Linked DNA regions of Homo sapiens: region 2 is linked to region 1. Evidence: chromatin contacts called from ENCODE Hi-C data. All regions are on one chromosome and are shown on one strand. The core of a region is the stretch at or near the end of the contact, and the rest is flanking DNA. Distances in the headings are between cores, read along the strand shown. Region 1 overlaps HMCN1 (hemicentin 1). Region 2 overlaps CBSLR (CBS mRNA stabilizing lncRNA).

Region 1 (4,619 bases), core at 1,566-4,065:
AGACCAAGACAGTGGCCACTTGATATTTTTGAGGAGGGCGTGAAGGTTTAAGAGAATCACTATAGTGTAGACACAAAACGACAAGTCGCAATCAGTATGGAGGGCTCAGTTCAAGCTGGTACTATGAATTTATAATGACATCAATATTCCTGCCTTCAAGATTTCCTTCAGCCATGGTGAGCTACCTAAGTGCAGGTAGCGTACAGATGTGGAATTTAGTGAGAGGCATTAGAGAGAAGCAGGTATAAAACTTATGGAATAAACTGCCTACATTGAAATCCTGGTGCAGCATTTGCAAGCTGTGTAATTTTGAGCATGTTACTTAATCTCACCGAGCCTCGCCTTTTTCACCTCCAGGGGAGGCATAAAATGGTAGCAAGCACATATGGTTATTGAGATAATGAAGTGAAATAACCTATATAAAACATTTGGCACAGCACCTGGTAGGTTTCAAGCAGTCAGTTTGTTGTCCTTGTTGTTATATGCAACAAGGACATATAACATATGTTATATGTTGCTCAGCTTTTACTGAGCAAGAGTGATGAGAAGATATGGGCTAAGAGAAGTGACTGAAATGCTGTTCCACAAAAATTAAGCTGGCCATGAAGGAAAGTGAAAAGAGCTAAAACCTAAGATGCCAACAGACTGAAGGAGTACAAAAGAAGCAAGCAGAGTTGTAGAGGGAGATAACAAATGGTATTGTTTTACATGAAAATAATTTACATTATTTCCCCTCAAATGAATTTTCCAACATTTAAGTAATGAGTTCCTGATTGCAGTCAGGAACTCAAGACATCATTAACTGGTGAAAGAAGAAACACATTTCTGAACTCCAATCCTTATTGGTAAAACACTAGTGATTACTTCCTCACAAGTCACTGTCCCACTTCAGGTGTTTCTACTGTACATTGCAAAGAGGCAATGATTATGAAGAAAATATAATAAACATGCAGAAAACATTTATTTAGCAACTACCACAACTATAGACACCATTCTAGGTTTAGGGAGACCAAGATAAGTAAGATATGGCCATCTGTCTAGAGCACTTACAATAAAGTTATGGGATAGAGGCATAGATACAGATATATGAAGATAACACAAGGCAACATATGGAACTGCTACAATTGGGGTATTTACAAGATGCTTTTCTGACATAGAGAAGGAAAAATGAATTTTGCCTTGAGCAATCAGGAAAACTAATCAGTATTTTATTTTCCAATATTTACTGCACTTTACAGATTAGAATGTGTGCTTTCACAATGATTATGTTTGTTTAATTAATTCATTCTTCCTGAGAATTCATAACACATGTGTTCCTGCTCTGGTTAGATTTATCCATTCAAAAAACTTCAAGGACACTTATTAAGCATCTACAGTGTGTTACTCACTGTGCTAAGAACGGGAATTAAAAAGATAAAAGTGTTTTAAATATCTATTACACAAACACCAAATACTGCTAGATACCAATACTCACTACATATCACACCAAAGAAGAATATTTATCATACTACATAAAAGTCCTTTAGAAGGCAGAAATTTTTCATGACATTTCAAATTTCAGTTACTTCCAAAATGAGCTAGAATTTTATGTGTGTATTATGTATGTAAAGGAGATCTTTTATAATGATTATCCACCATTTCCAAGTTAATATTCTGGAGGCACCAGCATCTCACAAAATAAAACTACTCTTTTGCAGTAGATATTCAACTACTTTTTTTTTTTTTTTTTTAGCAAAAAGTGGTATTTATGGAGTGTCTAGCATGTATTTAAAAGAGTTTGATGAATGAATTAGGTGTGCTGGTGGTTTTAAAGGAATTATTTAACTCCACAAAGTGACTTTTTCTTCTCCAGGGAGTATATTAGTTACTAGAGGACATAGCTCAACATGAATTCTGCACTTAAGGACAGAAACCAATTCCAATCATGACTAGTGGATAGATTTTTATGAGTAGGAGACCTGTATTTGCTTCTAACTTCATAAACTTGTAATCATTAATATTTTAAATTCTGATTTTCCTTTCAAATATGCAGGAGTAGTTATTTTCTCTTGAGACACTGAAGTAATATAAAAACTGTGTTCCTGGAAGTTTTATGCTTTATAAATCCTACTAGCCATCGTGGAAAGAAAGAAGAGAGGGGATTGAATGAGTATAGGCTCCTCACATTGTTTAAGTTAAAAAATACAAAATAAGCCTACATAATCTAAAACAGAAATTTTCTGCTTTTCCAAGCATACCCTAACAGATGGTTTTGGAACTGAGCTCTTACCATGAACATTGAGGTTAAAATATTTTTTGGCACTCCCAGCTGTGTTCTCAGCAACACACACATACCTGCCGATATCTGTTATTTGAGTATTCAGAATCTAAGGGAAAAATGAAGAAATTCCAAATAAAATTTTGAATAAAGCAACTTGTCATATTTGTCTATTTTTTAGAATAAATAATATATATTATTTCTATTTAATACCAGATAGAAAAAAATGTTGTACATACTAGTGCTGATGCTAGCTTTTATTAGGTAAATCAAATAAATATTTACTAAGATTTTTAATCAGGAGAGGTAATTCTATACATATTTGTGGTATGTTGACTAGAAAAAAAATGTCCCAAATTATTCTCCCATTTCTCTCTCTCTGCCTCTGGCATTGTGACTTTGACACCCCTCCCATCAGGAAGTAGAATTTGTGTTGGTCTTGTGACTGGCTTTGGTCAACAGAGCGTGACGGAAGTGACTGTCATTTCAAAACTGAAGCCTGTTCACTCGTGCTCACTCTTTTGGAACTCTGCCAGCACCATGTGAGGAAGCCAGGATTAGCCTGCTGGAGGGTAGAGATCACTTGGGGAGGAATCATCACAGTTTATTGCAACTTAGGCCCCAGATATGTGTGCGATCCCAGCCAAGGCCACATCCGGAAGAATCATCTAGCAAACCAGCAGGCTTGTGAGCTAAATAAATGCTTACTGTTTCAAGTCATTAAGTTTTGGAGTGGTTTGTTTTATGCAGCTAATATAACAATTATGTTTTCTTCATTTTATTACATAGAAATTTCTATCCAACTATATATCTTTTGGACTTGGACACAGAACCATTGAAGTATTTTGGTAGAGGTTATATGATTATCACATAGAAATAGTCACAATATTTAGAAGATACTTTGAAAATTTAAGGTTATTTATAAGTAATAAACCTCTTTCTCTTTTGAATAAGGAATTCCATGAGATATGTCCTATGTTGGATACACTGAAGGTTATGCTTGGATTCTTGAGCCAATAGAATATTATTTATTTTGCTCAAGAAGTAATTTATCAAATTGTATCCTAACAAAAGAATTGGTATTATTTCTACAAGTGCTTTTCTTTCAGGACATGTGAAAAGAAGAATATGGACACACCATTGGTAAACAACAATCCAGGATATGTATGTGATTTTCATAATTTTTATTATTATCAACCTTTTGCCTACATACAAATTTAAATATATAGGGAACTTCCTACCATTTAGAATTTTACCAACAGAAATATATAATGGAAAGGACTGCAATAATGATTTGTTTATAATACAATTTTTATCAGAAAGGCCATATTGTAGTCAATTGAGGTGTGTGTAGAACATTTCTGGAAAAATCCACACAAAACTATTAACAGTGGTAACCTCTGGTAGTGGGAATAGAATGAGGAAGAAGAATTTTATTATATATACCTTTGATGGTTGGTTATTTTTACAAATATAATATTTACAAGCTAATAAAAATTATTTTTAAAAGTCAAAAACAATTATTACAAAGTGCAAAGTCAAATAGCTCTTTTAAAATTAGATCTTTCTTTACTTTTACCTGCAGAATTCGTCCATTAGATAGAAATTTATGATGGTCATCTTCTAGCAAGGGCTGTCCATCTTTCTGCCAGGAATTCCTTGGTGCTGGGCTGCCACTGGATAAACACTCTATCAGTGCACTCTTGTTCACCAGCACGGTGACCTCTTCAGGGAGATCACTATTTGCTCCCTTGATAATTGGCGGCACTAACAAAGGATTGCAACAAAGGGAGAAAAATGGGCAACAGTCTTTTCTAAATCATGCTAATTTTCTGACAGCTTTAAAAACTTTGGGATAATAATAGAGAAGCAAAACTTGAAGGAGAAACTATATGATCCCCAGGTAACATTTTATACTAATAAATTGGGGTGGTGAAAACAGTATTTGAATTTGGCTTTATTCTCTTCCCTCTCTTCACTTATGCTAGACTAATCCCTCAGATAGTATCATTCCCCTTTAGCCCAATCTCAATTCTTCTCCAATATATCTTTTACTTCTCTCTCAGCCCCTCCCACTATACCTTCTGAGTTTTCAAGCAGACATATAAGAAGCATCTGTATAAATAGATATTTAAGTCTATATGGTCATCCAGAGGGGACAGAAAAATTACACCTTTTAAAGTGTAATTGAAATGTTCAGATTTGGCCTTATTTGGAAAGGAATTGCCTGGGTGATTCAAAGTGTGTTTCCCAGCCTCAGCACCAGTGGTATCAGCATCAGCATCATCTGCGAGCTTGGTTAAAAATGCAAATTCTTGGGCCCCAACTAACTTCAATAGGCATCTCTGAGAAGGGGCCAATA
Region 2 (5,092 bases), core at 402-2,901, 740 kb after region 1:
GCTATGAAAGAACTGCTGGCTCTTTTGTTCCATTACTTAGTAAATTTAAAAAACTAGAAAATTGTTTTATGAATTACCAAGTGCTATCGTTTGAATGTTTGACCCTCGAAACCTCATACTGAAATTGATCCCCCCCGTCAGAGTGGGGCCTAATGGGAGGTATTTGGATCATGGAGATGTATCCCTCACAAATGGCTTGGTGTCATCCTCACAGTAGTGAGTTATTCTATCAGTTACTACAAGAATTCCAGCAAGAGTTCCCCTGAGAGCTAATTGTTAGAAAAGGACCCGACACCTTCTCCCTCTTTCTTGCTTCCTCCTCACCATGTTATCTCTACATGGTGGCTCCCCTTCACCTTGCACCATGAGTGGAAGTTTCTTGAGGCCCTAATCAGAAGCAAATGTTGCCGCCATGCTTCTTGTATTGTCTGCAGCACCGTGAGCCACATAAACCTCTTTATACGTTACCCTGCCTTAGGTATTGCTTTACAGCAACACAAAGATACCAAGTCTGTGTTTTATAAATTACCACATCAAAATAATATGCAGATCTAAGTAAATGAAATTGCCTCCAAGGTTATCTAAAGCCCTACAAGAGTGTTAAAGAAAAAAAAATTCATGACACTTATTAAAGATGGTAAGGAAGACTATTCAAGCGGGGCAGGATGGCGGGCGCTATTACAATGAGGTTTTTGTTATCAGGGGAACGAGATCAGGTTCAACTCCAAGTACAACAAGAAAAAGGGGGAATTTATAGACAGGGAGCACAGTGCAGGAGTAGGTGGATGGAAAATTGCCAAGAGAAAGCATCAAGGGTAAGGGGATTCTCTAGTTAAACAAACATAATGGGATTCTTGCTGAAGGCAGGTCAGGGTGATCTGATGTTACGTAGTGGATGGTGGAGGATGAGAATGTTGATCAGATTTTGAGGATGATCAGATATTAAGGTGGGAGATTCTGGCTAAACTGATTCAGCAGGATTCTTGCTAAAATTGGACACTTGGGGGACTTGCCCAAGGTCACAGAAGCCTGACTAAGTTTTCGTCAAGGGGAGACTCAGTAGCACAGATACAGCCCTAAAAAGGCACTATTACAGATATGGCTGTAAAAAGGCACTGTTTCTCTCATTAAGTTGGAAACCACAAGCAGGAAATGGTCTACAAACGCTGAGGTTTCCTTTCAGATCCTCCTTTCAATCCACGAGCTCAGCTGACCATGTCTTATGCAACTAAGAAAGTTTTTGTGGCAGGAACAAAAGTTAATTTAGGGATTAGGAGTATCCCAGTCTGGCTCCTGAGTCTTCTGCTACCTGAGTTATCTGTAACAAGGTCTTCAGGAAGACAAACTTATAAAGGTAAGCCACTTGGTACATTGTAAATATTCAACAAACATGAAGGCCTAATCTAAGAGCTGCAATCAGATCTGCGTGGGCACATCCCAGACTCAACTGGAGTAAGTGGAGGGGTCTAAAGAAGTGGTCTTCAAACTGGGGTACTCATAACTCTGGGGATATAAAGACCTTCCAAGGGTTCACAGGCATGGATAGCTTAAACAGAAGCAATGTTCAAATCCCCAGCTCCCACGTGTCCTCTCATAACACTGCTCTACAGAAGAGAAGTCTGCAGCGGCCTGTGGTTCCCTTTCCCACATCCTCTCTCGCAACCAAAGGCCCTGCAACCATTTTGTAAAAGAAAGGGAAGGCAAAGCCCCACTGGGACCTAAGCTTCCTGTGTGCTTGCTCCAGGGGTAAACACCTCTGGGCCACCAAGCAGAGGGACCAGGGAATGGAGATTTCGGGAGAGGTAGGGCAAGGTGAAGAAAGCCAAAGCAAGGCTCCATGCCTTTACCCTGATTTTCTCTCCCACCCTCCCCAACATTGTGTCTCTTACATTCAGAAGTGAGGTTGCACAGACATGCATGTAATCACATTTATTTTCAGTAAAAATAAATAAATAAAGTCAACTTTTTCCTGACAGAAACAGCCAGTGTAATTTGATGCAGATAATTTGCTCTATGAACAATTTCTGACCTGAGACAAATCTGAAACTCTGTGATTTTAAGGAAAAGGTATTTAAAGCACGAAGATAATACTGTTAAATAAAAATCACAAGAGGCCATTGTTTTGGACTAAGTTTCTGCACCAGGCCTCAACAGACCAGATAAAAAATCAGAATGGGATCACTCATACTAAAGTTCACTTCTACCAAACTCAAACTAAGTATTTATTTGACCTTCTGAGAAATCAGGAGAAAGAGGTAACAGCTGATTTTCCAAACAAGCCAGTTTAAATCTTCAATCAGTACGAAAAACTTCTACTTAAATCCTTACACATATAAACAGTTAAAAGTTTTAAAAAGTGGTAAGTTAAAATATAATTAGATACTATCCTTTTTTACGCAAGTAGATACAGAGGTAGTAAAACTAAAAATTTTTAATTAACAAAAAACCTAGAAATTGTCAACTTACCCAAAGATAGTACCCAAAACCGAACAATATAATTAACAATTTTTAAAGCCAAAAATGAGTGTCTTAGTTCCAAAGTAAAAACTGATTTCTGACTGCCCAGGAAAAACAAAATGACTGACATCAGGTAAGAGAACAGAAAAGCAAGAGAGAGGAAGATTCTCTAAAATGAAAAGGTTTTCTGGATTCTTGGCCAGCTACTTTTAAAAGGAAATGTTTTTCAAAATACTTAGGAGTAGTTTCAAGACAATTTATCTTTTTTTCTTTTTTTAAATAAAGGCTATGTAAGAACTGTTGGATCTTTTGTTTCATTACTTAGTAAATTTGAAAAAACACACACACACACAAAAGAAGTAGCCTGATGTTAACTAATCAGTTCTCTGTCTCTTTTTTTCTTTTTTCTTTTTTCTTTTTTTTTTAACAGGGGTTCTTGCTCTGTCACGCAGGCTGGAGTGCAGTGGCATGATCGTAGCTTGCTGTAGCCTAGAACTCTTGGCTTCAAGTGATCCTCCCACCTCAACCTCCTGGGTAGCTGGGATTATAGATGGGAGCCACATTTTTTTCTATTATTCTGCTTCCCTGTCCTGCCTTACAGAAAAGTAGCTGTGGAATGACTAATATCCTCTTTGCTCTCTTCGTTTCTGCTTTCTTCAGCCGTCCTCTGCCTACAAAGCTAACTCCTTCTGCTCAGCTCATCAGAACACTTATTATATTTTATGGAATGAAGTGTTGCCCAATTCTAGAACTACAATACAGCCAACTGAGCTATTTAAACTGTTTGTTGTAATTTTGTCTGTTGACAACATAAAATAGATCCTTTACACAATATGTTCATGTTGACTTGAAAATCTGCAAAGAGATACTAAGTTTTACAAGTCTTTTAAAGCTTTTGAGAGCAAAAACTTTGAAGACTATTGGTCTAAGGAACTTAACTGAAAGGTCTACACCAGCTTATACACACGATTTAATGACAAGCACAGGTCTTCTTAAGGAAAAGGTGATTTTGAATGGAGTTAGATTGTTCCCAGCCCAATCTTCAGGAAGCTGTGTCCCTGTCAGGGGAAAAATGGCTTACAAATAGTGCTGGTAAAAAACATGGAGCCACATCACCCAGATATCTGTGGGAAACATCTCAAACCAGCACAGTTTTCAGACAGACAAATGAGGGGTGAAGGACTAGCATCATTATAGTGCCTATGCCAAGAGCCACAGGGCACCAGAAATACCACAAGGTAGCCAGAGAGACCACAGAAATTCAAATCGCTGTCTGACAAACCTTGGGAACCTTCTGCATTAGTTGGGAGAAGTTGTGGGGAGCAGGATGCATGTGGTTCTAGCTCCCTCTATTTCATCCAATCTGTAGGATTAGCATCTCATTGCTGTTCTTGATAGCTCATTGGGCATGGCCTGGGGAAATGCAGGTAACACTTTAGATAAAATGTCTAGAAGTCATTGAATAGTCAATCCCTTTCTTCATTGTCTCCACCTCCAGCCTCCCTCTCTTCCCAATCAAATATGAGGAAACTGAGGCCCAACAAAGTTGAACTGTCAAAAGTTCTGAGGCAGTGCCTGGTCAAAATGAGAAAGGAACACAGACATTTCCATTTCTGTTTCTACTCAGCTCTCCTAATTTCAAGTCCAGAATTTTAGCCACAAACCAGACACTACTGCAAATAAACTCCCAGAAGGACATTACTTTGTATTTTTCTCAAGTTGATTTTTATGTCATTTGGCTAAGACACAGAATTGGATGTGGACAACAAGCTGCGTGTGAAGTTGTAACTCTTCCTGAATCACCAGGTGCACCACTCCACTTGGGCAGCAGCTCACCCATCAATAGGACAAGCCCTACTAGGAGATGGTGGCAGGGATTTGTCTGGATGCTGTGTGATCAACAACGACACAACAAGTACTGGTTTTCTTCCTTCATTCCCAGTCTAGTATACCTCCTCTTGATAGTGTCACCTGTTGTAGGGACTCTGGGAGATCCCTATGGGTAACAGAGGCCCCATTTGTAAAAGGAAAGAAAATTATTTATATTGAGAACTTCATCAAGAATTTTCAGTACTGCTTGGCAAAGTACAGATTAATTAACATGAATTTGTTAATTCATGTTATTAACATGAATAAGAAAGACCAACTATACAATCTCCAGCAGAAATTCTCATACAGACACTATACAAAATTTGAAGACGTACACTTCATGTGCTAAAAGATATTTGTAGACTTCTTTGTCAAGGACTCCTTTCTATGGGGTCCCGGGTTGTACCACATTTCTGCAAAGTTCACACTTCTAATCTAAATCAACGTTACTTGGCTCCCTTGTACACCAGTTTCTTCTAGACCTATAGGGTTACATACATTCTGCACAATTTGACAAAATCTTGTGAATCATTCTATTTCTCAAATTTTTGTTTCTGATCCAATCCAGCTCACAGCACCCTTTACAACTTAACATACTTCCAAGTATAACTTAGAAAGGGGATGGAAACTACAAGGATGGGGAGCTTCACACATTTCCCCCAGATAAGGCAGATATTGCTCATCAATTGCCACATTTGTTTCATGGATTCAGTTGAGGTTCAGTCTCAACTCTTCTCGTCCTAATACTCCAGGCAACACTGACAAC

What was found. A loop is a pair of places that touch in the nucleus more often than their neighbours do. Pooled maps may share reads with other maps.
Region 2: a pooled map shows a loop between it and region 1 (14-fold over the local background). The contact joins two enhancer-like sites. A Hi-C loop is called at or near these places in 4 of 37 single-sample maps with no recorded cell type and 4 of 50 pooled maps.

Annotation. Positions count from the first base shown.
Region 1 is chr1:186,080,612-186,085,230 of GRCh38, reverse strand. HMCN1 (hemicentin 1) reads right to left here. Exons shown (of 107, transcript NM_031935.3): 56 at 3,837-4,024; 57 at 2,270-2,366. Among named protein-coding and RNA genes, the nearest start is that of PRG4, 210 kb to the left of the region's middle. Within about 2 kb of position 2,815, at least 10 of the 41 ENCODE cell types and tissues checked have a DNase peak (open chromatin) inside an H3K27ac peak, as active enhancers do.
Region 2 is chr1:185,335,455-185,340,546 of GRCh38, reverse strand. The region is part of intron 1 of CBSLR (CBS mRNA stabilizing lncRNA); the gene reads right to left. Among named protein-coding and RNA genes, the nearest start is that of CBSLR, 21 kb to the right of the region's middle. Within about 2 kb of position 1,651, at least 12 of the 41 ENCODE cell types and tissues checked have a DNase peak (open chromatin) inside an H3K27ac peak, as active enhancers do.